Regions from separate parts of the Homo sapiens genome. Here region 2 is linked to region 1. A link is a contact called in ENCODE Hi-C or POLR2A ChIA-PET data. All regions are on one chromosome and are shown on one strand. Each heading gives the region's core, a stretch centred on a gene start or an enhancer-like site at or near the end of the contact. The rest is flanking DNA. Distances are from core to core; before and after follow the strand shown. Region 1 has its middle 97 kb from the start of LINC01994. Region 2 has its middle 33 kb from the start of LINC02031.

Region 1 (7,076 bases), core at 2,441-4,940:
AGGGGCTTTGAATGTCCTGAAAAGTCCCAAAGTTGTGTACAGGCTTAGGTGAAGAGATTCAAGGTGAATTTAAGGAAACATCCTATCTTAACTCGAGTGTGAAAAGAAGCCTTGGTGGGTTGTAAAGAGTCATTAACAGGAGGTACGTGAGGAACGTGTTCAGTAGAAGACTAACAGGAAGCTTGTAGATTAGGAGTCTGCTCTCAGCTCTTCCCTGGACTGGCAGTGTAGCCTTGGTAAAGTCACTGAGCTACTCTGGGCCATCATTTCAGAGTTTGAATTAGAAAAGAGATTTTCCAGCTCTAAAAATCCATGCTGTTTTTACTCCTCCAAGTCTTGCTCTATGTTCTGTATTCTTTCTAGAAAAAGAGTCCTTATATATTTAATATTTGCACTTCACTGTTTTAATAAAAGTTGTTTTCGTGGGGGAAAAAAAAAAACTATATTTCTTTGTGAACTATACCTGCAGGAAGCCTAGCTGTTTGAACCATGAGGCTCTAAAAAAGGCTCAGGAGTCCACCTGGTGGTTTCTTACCCTAAATGCAAAATAAATGCATAGAAAGAAAGGGCCTTGTAAACCCAGTTAAGTACAGGAGTGATCTAAATCTTGGGCAGATTTTCATAAAATGTCTTGCCTATAGACTCACAATGAATTAGTTTCCTTATCTAAGTCCAGGTCTCTTCTAATTGTCTAATAAGATTGCCCTATATCCCAACATATGGAAAAGAGTTATTGTGCTTTCTGAAACATTTAATTGCTATTAGGGAAACTTTGGTTTGCCTCTTCTCGGGAGAAATAATTCTGGTACTGTGCTTTTCCCCTGCCCGATACTGTATTTTGATGCAACAGGATATTAATGGCTAGCATGAATTAAATCTAGGAAATTGGCCAATGGTCTGGCCAGTGCCACAGGTCAAATAGGCTATAAGTTGAGTCCAACCAAGAGAGGAGGAGAATGACAGAATAATGCACATGTAGGTTGGCCGGGCAGATGGCTACTCTCTTCATTCAAAAGCACTTAATAGCAATTCCTGCATGTACGGAATTCCAGGTCATCATGATCTTTACAGACAACTCTGTGATAACTTATCTGATTGTATCATAATCATTTAAGTCCGTGTTTATCTCCCTTATTAGTCTGGAATCTATAAGGGCAGGGACTGATTTATCTCCACACCCCTTGGCTTGAGCAAGTGCCTGGCACATCAAAGGTGACTCTACATTATTAGACAAACACTCTTGATTATTATTGTAACTATTGCTGTTTTTGTATTTACTATTATTACTTGAATGAAAAAAAGAACCTATCCAAATTACTGGTAAATAATGAATTTTAAATTTCCCCCAAACAATCATTTTAGAGAAAATACTCAGGAAAAAGGGATTTAGTTAGTTGATGAAATATTGTTTGATCTTACTCAAAATACACTTACCTTTATTAAATAACACAACTTGGATTCTATCTTCTATAAAAATACTGATAGAATATTCTCCTTTTCAATTGTGTCAGTGGGGTGATTGACAGATATGTGCTGAGACTGACTTGTGTGTTCAAAAACTAGTGCTTTACAATGTAGTTTCCTGAAATCCAAGATTCGGGAATATTCTGTTATTCTCCCTAGTGGGTAATGCCAGGAACCCTGCTATGTGATCTTACAAGCCTACCAGCTATTTTGAAACCTCACAAATTTATCTATCTCTTCCTGTTGTTCTTTTTTATAGCTTTGTTATATGCATCAAAATTATTTCCAGCACAATGCTAACCTTCTCAGGGATACATATGTTTAAAATAAAAGGGATTGGGAACAAGCTTAACATCCTTCTCTTAAAAGTAGCATACATTCTTAACATTAAAAGAAGCTGCCTATGGTCCTTAAGAATATATAAGAATAGTCCTATAAGAGCTTTTTCTTTCCTCATTTGTAAAATAATTTATACACATACACTTCTAATTAACATTTTATGTATACCTTCAGTTTTTTCCTCCCAAGCACTTGTGTTTATAAGGACACTGCTGTTGAGAGTAAATAATGATACAATTTTGGCCTTTATGATTCCAAACACCAGTAATGTCCTTTCCAGTGCCTTTTCACGATTTGTCTAATCCTCTATCGCCCTTTCCATCTTAGGCTAGTTGCTGTTCGTGTCCACAAGAGATGAGCAGCAATACCATTATAGGATTCCCTAACAAAAGCCTTCCACGATCATTTTCTAGCATCTTGGAGATTGACAAGGTCCCCTCCTGTTTCCCAAGCCCATTTCCCCCCTTATTCCTGGTGATTTCTTTTCTTATACACCAGAAAGAAAGCACCTCGCTGAGTGGTGACCTCTCTCGCTACATGGATACCTGCTAGAAACAACAAACCTCACGTGTTAAAACTGCCCCTTGATGTGTTGGGATTGGTGTGATGGTTCCTGTTTGATATACTGGGCTGCTTGGAGCTGCCTTTAAAAAAATCAATCCATATTAAAAATAAAAGTTCCTTTTGAAAATTACTCTTCATATTTCTTTGGGGGGGTTGCGCCACAAACCAGCTAAAAGTGCTGAAAAGTGTCATATAATGAAACCACCAGGACTCTAACAAGCCAGAGGAGGAGAAAATGTCTTGAATAATTACAATACTTTTTGCTTTTCAATCATGTTTCAGTTTATCAGTAATGTCTAATTTGTTTTCTTGTTGAGAAGACTGCAAACTTTAAAAATATTTATAAGATGTCAATTTTAATCTTTTGTCCAGTTTATTTCAAATTGGCAAGTATATATAGATATATAGACGTATATTTGTTTTAGAAAAGTATGAGAAATAATTGCCCATGAACTTATATCACAGGGCATAACTTTTTATTAAAAGTTAATAACAATCTCCCTGAAACTTTATCCTCTTTTTACTAGTAATTTTTGCTAGTAGGTTTTTGTTTCATTATGTGTGTAAGTCAATAATGTATGCCAAAGTAAATCATTTGAGAAAAGGAATAAACAATTTTAAAATACAGAATAGCCTTTAGAAAAACAAAATAATTAGAATGTTTTTGGTGAACTTTTCAATTGGAGAGACTCCCTGGTTACATGTGTTTCTTAAAAACATATGTTTATCATGTGTATATAGGTGCATGCATATTTATAAGCAGATTCTAAATATATGTACCTGCAGTTTCTTCATTTAAAAAAATATATGTTTGTAATGTTCCTCACATGACTAGGTTCAAACATAAACATGCCAGGTGTGGTAGCTCATACCTCATTGATGAGGTGGTTCAGGCAAACAGCCAAATGAGAAAGGGTAACTAATGGTGAGCAGCTGTGTTGGTTTAAAGGGCCTGCTGAAGGATCTAACCTGAGCAAGGTTGTTGCAATGTATTAACCACAGATAAGAGTTTGGTTGGTTTTTCTTTCACAACCCAGTTAATATACAGGAACATGAACGCCACTCCTCCTGTAGACTCAAAGGATTAAGACAAATTTAGGGTAGGATTTGAAGAGTGTAGAAAAGCATATGTTCAGCCTTTACTTGAATAAAGGAATGTTCCTATCAGCCTAAGGAATTAAGTTTTGAAAAAGAAGAGCTTCATAATTGCACAGAGATTGGTCAACTGTTTCTCAGATTTATGACTGGATTTAGGAGGCAATCAAGTCTCAACTCCTCCAACTGGCTCAAGGCCTTCCTTAAGCCAAACTCCCTGTACTGACTCACCTTGAGCTCCTCCAGTTCCCTGCTGTGATCTGATTCAGTTCAGCGAGATGCCTTTTTCCTGAAATTGTGTTCAGTCTGTATCCTCTGCCATGTGAATACTCTTGTAAAATGTCTTTCCTGTTTTCAAACATTATGGCCTCTGCCATGAGACCTTCTTAGGCATGGTAATGTGCAAAGTGCATGGGCTCACCAAGTTAGACAGATCTGGGTTTGAATTCTGGCTCAGCTACTTACTTGCTACATGACACTGGGGCTGTTTTATTCCTCTGAGCTTGTCTCTCCTTCTGTAAACCAAGATGATAACAATAGCTCCTGTTTTAATTGAGCCCCACTATAATAATGCTAGCTATCATTCATAAGTTTATGTGTCAATTAATCAAATCCTCACAGCAATCAAGGGTATTTATTTTAATGACCATTTTATAGATGAAAAAAACTGAGGTTCAGAGAGATTAAGAAAACTGCCTTAAGTCATAGAGCTAAGATTTAAACCCAAAGTGGTTTTGTTTGTTTTAACAATTTCATGGCCAAATTTTTCTCCTCTGTGTCATTCCTCTAACTTAACTTACCTTACAGAGCTTTAGTGAAGATTATAAATGAGATATGTAAATTATTTAAAATGTAATAGGCATTTAATAAAGTTTTTATTATTCATTTATTTTAGCCCACCTATCTTTTAACATTCGTTTGTCTATAATATATGTTTTGGTATTAGCTTTAGTCTTTTAAATTTTTTTTGGTTAATTTGTGGGCTTATCTTACATTTCTGTATGGCTGATTTTACTCCTATATAAGGTAGGAGACTACTTGCAAGGTATGATTTAGGGGAGATGCTTTGCAAAATTTCTATGCTCTTCCTTAAGGAGCAGTGCAATGCCTTTTATTCTATGATTAACATGGGGACTAAAAATGCAAAGTCTCCCATCTTTGAACTAAATGTATTCATTCAAATTAATCTCTGTTGAGTATCCAGTAGGCATTGGAAATGGTTTTAGGCAATAGGCATATGAGACAAATAAAAAGGAATCTCTTTTCAGTCTGACAATTCCAATTCAATGTGAGGAGGGGGACTACTTGCCTAGAGTTGCTGTCTGATGTAGTAGCCGTTAACCACATGTAGCTATTGGGTGCAGCTAGTCTGTATTAAAAGGTACTGTAAGTATAAGATACACACCAGATTTCAAAGACAATATAAAAAATGTAAAATATCTCATTAATAATTTTTGTAATTTTTGTAATGATTACATATGGAAATGAGAATATTTCGTTTATGTTGGAATAAATAAAATATATAATTAAAATAAATTCCATCTGTTTCTTTTAATGTGGCAGCTAGAAAATTTAACATTCCACATATGGCTCATAGTGTGGCTCACATTATATTTCTATGAGACAGTGTTGGCCTAGAGTAATTGGGGCAGGTGGAGGATGAGTTAGAAATTACCATTTCTATGTATTTCATTTTATAAAAATCAAATTATGCTGTTAATAACTGGTTTGTAACTATGTTTTTCCCCCTCAATAATATAGGTAGATGTCATCCCATGGCTGGATGGTGGTTCATTATATGGATGGATCATAATTTATTCAGCCTGAGCCTATGAAAAGTTGTGGATTTGAATAGACTAGAAGTAGAATTAGAATCATGGGGTAAAATATAGGATGTCACAGTTAGAGGGTATGTAGACGTTTCTGAGGCCAAATGCCTCATCTGAGAGATGAGAAAACTGAGGGCCAGAAATGATGACTAGTGTTTCCTTTGGCTCTTTATTTTTTTTTTAAGCTAACACTGGAGCATTATTCTATACTGTGCTCTGTGCTAAGCGCCATCTCAATAATCTTCATGATAACCTATGAGGTAGGCACTACTGTTATTTCTACTTAACAGGTGAGGAAACAGAGACTTAGAAGAGGTCACCTAACTAAAAAGTGACAGAGCTGAGACTTGGCCAAATCTACTTGATTTCAGCCAGAATTGTTACCATTTCATCAGAAGTTGCCAAATTTTTAGATTTAACAAACTATTTTTCAATGGAAAAAAAACCCACACTTATCCACATCTTTTTTTTTTTAGCAATAACACAACAATTACTGCAATGATGTCACCACTATCTCTTATAGCCATCATTTCATAAAGGTAAGAGCATTTGAAAATAAATAAATTAGTTTTACTTTTTAAAAAAACAATGTCACTTTATTGCCCATATTTTTCAGATTTTACCATGGAGTGGCGAAAACAGGGACACAGATAGGCATTGGGCTGAAACTGGTGGTAGGGAACTGTGCAGGATGCTGCAGGAGAAACTCAGTGCATGTAAAGCTGGCTGCTGAACTATGAGCAGGCTCAGATGACTCTAGATTGCTGGAATCCTCTTCAAGTTCTTGCGATACTGCAAAAAAGTGTCAGCCCTTGCCATAGTTATCCTGTGCTGGGTAACATCCTTCATTGCACGGGTACTTTACTGTATCAGATCTGTGTACTTCGATTATTTATCATTCTAGTTTTTTTTTTTTTCCATCTTAGTTGCTCTATAAGGATGTAAAGCATTGGGTGTGTTCTGATCCCCTCTTCGCATAGACTCCTTAGCCTTCAAGAAGCTGGCTCCATTGCGCTGCCTTTGTATTTTGGAGCAGGCTGATGAGACGGACATGATGCTTTGGCTGTCACTGTGTTAACTCTGTTCTTGCATATGGTTGGCATCTTCTTGCTCTGCTTTCCTTTGCCAGCCAAATAATTCTAAGTACCCATTGCAAATACAATCCCTCTATGGCTTGATGCTTCACCAATTTGGAGGTTTTCTAGAGACGGTAGGATTAAATTGGTATGATACAGACTTTGTTATTCTTTTTCTAACAAGTGTACCATATTAGCACATTGGCCATATTAAATGATTATTAAGTGGTAAGTGTCTTTGAAGAGTTTTTTAGTTTCTCTGGGGAAAAAAACAAGCTACAAATTTTATCATCAATAAGCTTAGTGTTGCTGTCGTTTTTGTGCTGACTTCGTTTAGATAAGACTAATACTTAATGACTTTGAATGAAGTAAAACAGCAAAAACAATTCATATTAAATATCGGAGTCTCCACAGAATTTAGAATAAAATGCAAGTAAAAAATTAAGAATAGGGGAGAAAAGGAGGAACAGCATTAGAATGTGGTGCTGTGTCAGTGCTGGTGAATGCTTCTTAGGTTACCAGGCCAAAGAATGTCTACTAGAATGGAAATAAAAATCTTTATTGTTACTTTTATTAATTAGAAAATAAATCCTTGTTTTTACACTTCATGTTTTGATTTATAATATTTCAAATTAATTTTAGGTAATTGATTTCTTACAGGAGATCTCCTTAAATTCCACATTGAATATAATAAATGTTGAATGATGCC
Region 2 (7,127 bases), core at 3,631-6,130, 220 kb before region 1:
AACCAAGGGTGCCAAAGTTGACCATTCATGCACCGAAGACTGAGACAGTCCCTCATTTTGACTGACTTTGCTTTCTTATATGGCAAGCAGGGATTTAAGAGCCAGCCCGGGTATCTTTTGAGTGTGTAGTGCCATTTGGAGAGGCCTCGCCTCTACTGGGGGACCACAGGTGTCTAAGATGGTCTCAATGAAAAGTCTCTTAGGGTTAAAGCATTTTCTTAGCTAAGTATGCTGAGATTGTGGAAACAAAATGAAATAAATGAACAACAACAACAGCAGCAGCAAATCATTTGGAATCAGAAAGCTAAAGGACTGGTCTACAAAGGGTAAGACCTTAGGGTGAGTGTTGAGTGTTGCTTCTTTCCCAGTTAAGCAGGTGATGGCCCTGCCTGTACTCCACAAGGGAGACTGACTATAAGCACTTAGCTTTCCAGATGTTGAGGCAGGATTTGAAGTCAGAAATGCCTCTGTCTCTTAGTTCTGAGTGATCATGGAAAAGCGACTTAGTCTGTTTGGACCTCAGTTTCTTCATCTGTAAAATGCTACAAATCTGGGTTGGGAGGGCAGTGGGGTGCTGTGGAGATTAGATTAAATTGGACAATGCATCTGAAAGCTCTTAGTAAAGTCAGCGGTATGTACCCACCTGTTTTATATTAATGATCAATTGACGAATTTAGGAGGTGTACATAAAAATGAAAATATACATTTTGGGAGAGCAAACAAATTCAGTTATTTTTATATTCACATTATCTTTTAAAAACATTAATTTCATGCTAAAAATGACTCTGGGTGAGTGGGAAGTATGTAGGGGCATTTCTTTGGCTGGGGTAGGTGGGAGGCAGGAGGAGAATGAAGTCAGGAGCCAGAATCTTATCTAAGGGAGGTTGTGAATGGCTAACCCAGGTGAAGGCCGTGGGGTGGGAGAAAAGGGAAGAGTAATAAGGGGGTCAATCACTTCACTGTTTGTCTCAGGGCTGTCTTTTTGCAGGTGTCTGAGTTACTTCAGGTGGTCTTTCTCAGTCACTGGGCTTTTAAATTGCCAATATCAAAATTACTGTGGTGATGCAGCAACTTATAAATCTTACAGTTATCAGATGATAGAGGCTGGTATCCTAGTAGCAGGAGCGTTGAGGGGAAATAAGACTGAAATAAATTTTAATGGACCTCTCTATCTTCCAATTGTGTTTCGCACACCTTCGACTTCTGTTTGGAGAGGTGAAGTTAAGTTATATTTTACATTTTCAATTTCAGAGAGGAGCAAACATAATTTTTTTTTTTTTTTTTTTTTTTTGAGACAGAGTCTCGCTCTGTTGCCCAGCCTAGAGTACAGTGGCGCAATCTCGGCTCACTGCAACCTCCGCCTCCCAGGTTCAAGCGATTCTCCTGCCTCAGCCTCCTAAGTTGCTGGGACTACAGGCGTGTGCCACCACGCCCGGCTAATTTTTTGTATTTTTAGTAGAGACGGGGTTTCACTGTGTTAGCCAGGATGGTCTCGATCTCCTGACCTCGTGATCCACCTGCCTTGGCCTCCCAAAGTGCTGGGAATACAGGCGTGAGCCACTGTGCCCCGCCAGCAAACCTAAATTTTTAGGGTGATTTTGTCTTTACATGTAGGGTAACTCCCAACACCAGACAGATGCAAATATCAGGTAATAGAAATCATTACGGCATCTATTCTGTATTTTATACTTTTCTTGACAAAGGATAAATTTGGGGTCTACAAAATCCTATAGCATCCCTAAAATGTTTTCTATGCTCTGTGCATATTTAAACCATCCTAAACAAAAATGAAGTTCTCCTGTCTCTGATAGGAGATTCCCAGTGTCCCTTGAAAACCCTCTTCAATATTTTGCTAGTGTCACCGCTGCATGTTTAGCCCCATTGGTGTTACTTTTTCCCTAATTGAAGATGGAGACTAGCTTATTGCCACACTTCCTGTGGTGACACTTTGTGTCATTGCATCCCCGTCACTTACCATTGTCCCTCAATTAGCATTTGTTGAACGAATGAATGAATGAAAAAGTACATGAATGAATGAATGAGTGAATGATTTTTGCTTCTAATGTACTCCATTGGCATGTCTCCTTTTTAGTCAGAATAATTCTAGTTCTTTCAAGTTTTATAAGGAATCTACCTTCTTTTTGAACACCAAAACCTTTTGGTTGGCTCTTTACTTAATGCTCTCTATGTTTTTCATGTTCCTTTTTGGTTTGAAGTCCAGAATTGGAGACCAGTGAAGTCTATCAGGTAAAAATGCTAAAACTCTTAGTAATTTATAGAATAGAGTAAAAAGCGTCAGTTCTTAGGACTCTGTGGCTATAACTGACTCAGGTCTAGCTTGTAGGCTTTGGGTCTTGAAATGTCTGAGTTGAAAGGGATTGAAGGAATTATTGTTAAGTGGTTTTGTTCTTTTGTTTTTGGTCTTGTCAATTAGTTTGTTTTGATGTAATGATTAATTAATGTGGCTAAGGCAAAAGTCTTTATCTCTTAGAAATACTCAAATATTTACAGATGAAATATTACGATTTCTAGGGTTTGCTTTAAAAGACAGCAGGAAACAAGGGGCAAATTAAAGCAATAGAGATGAGGCCAGATATATTGATAATTACCGAAGCTGGATTACTTATATTACTCTCAGTACTTTTATAAATAGATTTTTTCTTTCTTTCTTTTTTTTTTTTTTTTTTTTGCCGAGTCAAGTGAACATTTATTTTTGTGCCTTTCTTCCTATGTGCATTTCAAGTCTTTTTCAAAACAAGGCCCCAAGAATCTCCAGATTTAATTATGTCCCTGGGCTTGGTCGACCCCTGCAATAGTCTTAGGGAGCCTTGTACAAATGCTAGAGTTACTCATTTAGCAGCATTAAACCTTAGGAAAGAAGATGCAACAAAGCAAGACTCCTTCCTCCATGGAATGTGCTGATTTCAGACGAGGAGGCAGCCAATGTGGAAAACGCTGGAATTTTTCCTCGGAACTGGACTGTGATGAGAGGTGCTTGCCATGAACATAGCTACTGTCTTTTCTTTGACCCTTCCTTTCCAGTTTTTGAAGATAAAGCAGGAAATAATCGTCTCTGAAGATACTTGATAAAAATTCCCAAAAGAACAAAATCACTGGCTTCCACTTCATTGATACAAATTGACTGCAGTTTGGCACCTGGGTCTAGTTCAGCAGGGGGATGAGCTGATTGATGCGTTCACCCCAATAGCCAGATGTGCCCATCTCCTTGAGGATGCCCACTCTATTTTTGGTAGCATGGCAGGCCACCGAGAGGTGGAAAGGGTGCAAGAACCATGAAATCTCCTGGAAATGCTTCCCTGGGAGCGCAATTTCATGAATGAGGTCTTCCAAGCAAATGACACCAAACTTCCCCAGATGCTCCTCAATCGCTGTGTTGTCTGTCAGAAGGATGGTCTTATTCTTGACCTTGGCTTGTCCACATTTCAAAAGAAGTTCCCAGAGAGACTTCAGATTTGGAAATCCCCAGGTCACACAAGGTTCTATTATATGCAGCATTTTTAGGTTCTGAGGGGTGACTTTTACAGAGACACCACTAAAAATTTTCTTTAGGCAAAGTCTTACAATGGTTCTCTGCACCAGTAAACTCATGCCATCAATCCTTTCGATGAGTACAACAAAGGCCAAGGAATGTTTATCTGGCAATTCCAAGTCATGAGGTTTCACTTCTAGTCGTCAAAGACTCACCTTGCCATATTTCTGCTGCCAGGAATCATGTAGGAATAATTGCAGTTGCTTAAACCTGGCCCTTTTCCTTTCCTCTGCTCCTTCTTTGCCAAAAGTGCCTGCTTTGCCTGGGTGGCTTTGAGGGCTTGATAAGCCTTCCTCTTTTTCAGGAGATTTTCTGGAACCAAAGGGATTTTTCTTTGCTCTTGCTCCGCCATCTTTCTAGTGTTGCAGCTACTCTAGATTTTTTCATAATACAAAGTTAAGAAAAATATATTTAGACAAACTTAATCATTCTAGATGAAAAAAACCAAGATCCAAACATCGCAGAGCTAACAAAACGGAGACTGGGACTAGAAGGCAAGTCCTCTGTCTGCCATTGACATGCTGTTTCTGGTAAACCATGTATCAGTTCAGCCTGTTGTGCTCTCCCTATAGACTTTATTTTTGTCATCATCATCCTGGTAATAATAACTTCAACATGCAAAGGCCATGAACAATTCTAGTCAACTTCCAACCTAACTTAGTTTACCATCCCCTGTGATTTTAATAAGCATAAAAATTTCCCGACTCCAGGTAACTATCAAAAGAGAAAACAATGTTGATGTATCTCTTTGTTCTAGCATTCTTTGGAACAAAAATAGAGGATTGTTAGGGAAAAAAACCCAGACAAACATATGTGCAAGGAATTCCAAATAAGGAATAGTCACTAAACATATTTAAACTTTTAAACAAGAAATTGCACACTACAACAGAATCTAAATAATGTCCCAGAAGTAATTACTAATTTAAGTGTGTAATAAAATGATAAAATGCTTTCATAGAGCTCTGGCCTGCGGAGTCTCTGTGATACATCCAGCATCTTGGCAGCCATCCAAGGCCCAGAGTGGCTTTGAGTTTGGAATGTTTATTTCATCAGAAGCCAGGACCATCTCAGGAAGTCACCTGTGCCCAGATCACTCAGGGTTATGTGGTTTTATCCATGTTCCTCTGGAAAAAGAAACAGCGAGCATTTCTTCATTTGAAGGAAAGTAATAGGGTTGGTCTAAAGAAGGGAGGAGAAGGAGAATTATGTGTGTACGGGTGGCTGAGAGTGGGTGTGGGAGGAAATAGTTGGGGAGTTTACTCATTCAGGTAACCCTAAGGTAAATACCGTGAAATGGTTAACAGCAAACTGTCAGAGTAGTGTAGCCGGAATACAAATGTGTTAGTAGGAAGCGTTAAGTCAGGTGATTTACTCAGGTGAGGAGAAGTACTTCAGGGTGAGCCCTAACTAAGAAGTTGTCTTCCTGTTCAGAACCAGGGAGATTATGAGTGAGATGGCTCTATAAACCAGTGAGTGCCATAAGGAGGAATTTCTAAACTAATGTGGAATTCAAATGGCACTCACTTCCTTAAATAGGTTTCAAAACATTTTGGATTAGGTTTAAGACAGCTCCTTTAAATGATTTGTACTTCATAGACAAGCCACAAGTATTCTGCCCATTTTTCTCCAATCAGAATTAATTCTCTCTGCTCATAAGATGCATGTCATCAGCATAAAATTATTCTCCTCCCCATACTTTTTTGATTGTACCCTCCAATTCCCAAGGTGATTTAAAACTTATAAAAAGAGGTTCATAGTAACAATGGATTTCAATTTTAAACAAGCTTCTCAGTGAGAACCAGTTTGACATTAAAGCATACTTCCAAGTGAATTGTGTATTCATTTAAAGTTTAGGAAAAAAATAAAAACAAACCCTGCTTTACTCCCACCCAGCGTGTAACTCTAGGTCACCACCCCTGGAACATTGTGTCTTTGAGCTTTGGACTGGATTTGCTTCTGAGGTTAAGAGAAGTGTGTGGCAGATGTTGGGAGGCAGTTGGGGGTGGGGGTGGGGAGCAGGGATGAAGGGGCTGCCAGATGTTGAGCGGGAGGGTGGAGTGTGAGGATAAAAGCCTGCCAGATGTCTGTAGTGCAGAATGTTAGGCACCTGCTTTCCATGATCTTCAGAGGATGATTTATATCACATAAGTAGGATCTCATAAAGGTCCTCCCCCAATAAATACAGAATTCAGGGCTCCAGTAATGATTTTCTGTATGGTTTCTTGCCTCACAGTATGTCTTTTTAAAAATTCAAGTTGAGGGTTACGTGAATGAAAATACACAATCAACCAATATATTTGTAAATAAAAGGGGGGGGGGCTTTACATTGAAATCCGTTGTTCTAAATTATAAAGACAATCACCTTTTATTTTCTATTTATTTTATCTTTCCAATAAGACATGATTTGCTCTTCTCTCTCCCCATGATGGATTTAATAGATTTATTCATCAAGTTTTCTAAATTTAGACACCAAACTGATGTTTTTCTCCCACTGCTTAATTTTATTCTTAGCAGCACTTACATAAAGCCAGGCAGTGAAAGATATGGCAAAACTACTAACTTGCTGTGATCTGGAATGCACTTATAGAATAAAATAATAATGAAGATTGATATACCAGGGAGACTTCATACCAAGTGTCCCTACTGAAATCTGTGTTATGCTTTTGGTTTTTCCCCACAGTGCTTTTGGCCACATGTTTCCTGTGGTTTTTAGGAGTCTAGGTTTTCCTTGTAATGCCTGGACTAGACTCAGTTCTGAGGGCATAGATGAGCCATATAAAAGAAAATATGTGGATCTTATAATTTGCTTGCATTTTAGGAAACTTTAGTGTTTTCTAGGTCTAGATTTGATTAAAACAGGTTAAATTTCACTCCTTGATCTTATTTGAAAGCCTTTGAAATAATTGTATTTGCACTGTTGGTGGGAGTATAAATTATTTCAGTCATTGTGGAAGACAGTGTGGCAACTCCTCAGAGACCTAAAGACAGAAATATCATTTGATCCAGCAACCCCGTTACTGGGTATATACCCAAAGGAATATAAATCATTCTATTATAAAGATACATGCATGCGTATGTTCATTGCAGCACTATTCACAATAGCACAGACATGGAATCAACCTAAATGCCCCTCAGTGGTAGACTAGATAATGTGGTACATATATACCATGGAATGCTATGCAGCCAGAAACAAACAACATCATGTCCTTTGCAGGGATACAGATGGAGCTGGAGGCCATCATCCTTAGCAAACTAACACAGGAACAGAAAACCAAGTACTGCATGTTCTTACTTATAAGTGGGACTTATAAATGATGAGAATACATGGACACATAGAGGGAAGCAACCCACACTGGGGCCTACTGGAAGGTGAAGGGTGGGAGGAGGGAGGGGATCAGAAAAAATAACTAATGGGTACTAGGTTTAATACCTGGGTGATGAAATAATCTGTACAACAAACACCCATGACACACACTATCACCTATGTAACAAACCTGCACATGTACCCCTGAACTTAAGTTAAAAAAAGAGAAATAATTGTATTTGGTGAATTGGAGGGTGAACTAAGAGATGGAAA

What was found. A loop is a pair of places that touch in the nucleus more often than their neighbours do. ChIA-PET counts read pairs that join two places held with the same protein, here RNA polymerase II (POLR2A). Pooled maps may share reads with other maps.
Region 2: a loop to region 1 is called in a pooled map, with 2.2 times the contacts of the local background. The contact joins two enhancer-like sites. A Hi-C loop is called at or near these places in 5 of 168 maps with a recorded cell type or tissue (Caco-2, Calu3, K562 and 2 more), 5 of 37 single-sample maps with no recorded cell type and 6 of 50 pooled maps. POLR2A ChIA-PET finds 5 or more read pairs at or near these places in 1 of 52 experiments (WTC11).

Annotation. Positions count from the first base shown.
Region 1 is chr3:182,385,830-182,392,905 of GRCh38, reverse strand. No RefSeq gene overlaps it. Among named protein-coding and RNA genes, the nearest start is that of LINC01994, 97 kb to the left of the region's middle. Within about 2 kb of position 3,690, at least 2 of the 41 ENCODE cell types and tissues checked have a DNase peak (open chromatin) inside an H3K27ac peak, as active enhancers do; they include mammary epithelial cell, where a contact is called at or near this core.
Region 2 is chr3:182,607,449-182,614,575 of GRCh38, reverse strand. It overlaps the pseudogene RPL7L1P8. Among named protein-coding and RNA genes, the nearest start is that of LINC02031, 33 kb to the left of the region's middle. Within about 2 kb of position 4,880, at least 5 of the 41 ENCODE cell types and tissues checked have a DNase peak (open chromatin) inside an H3K27ac peak, as active enhancers do; they include mammary epithelial cell, where a contact is called at or near this core.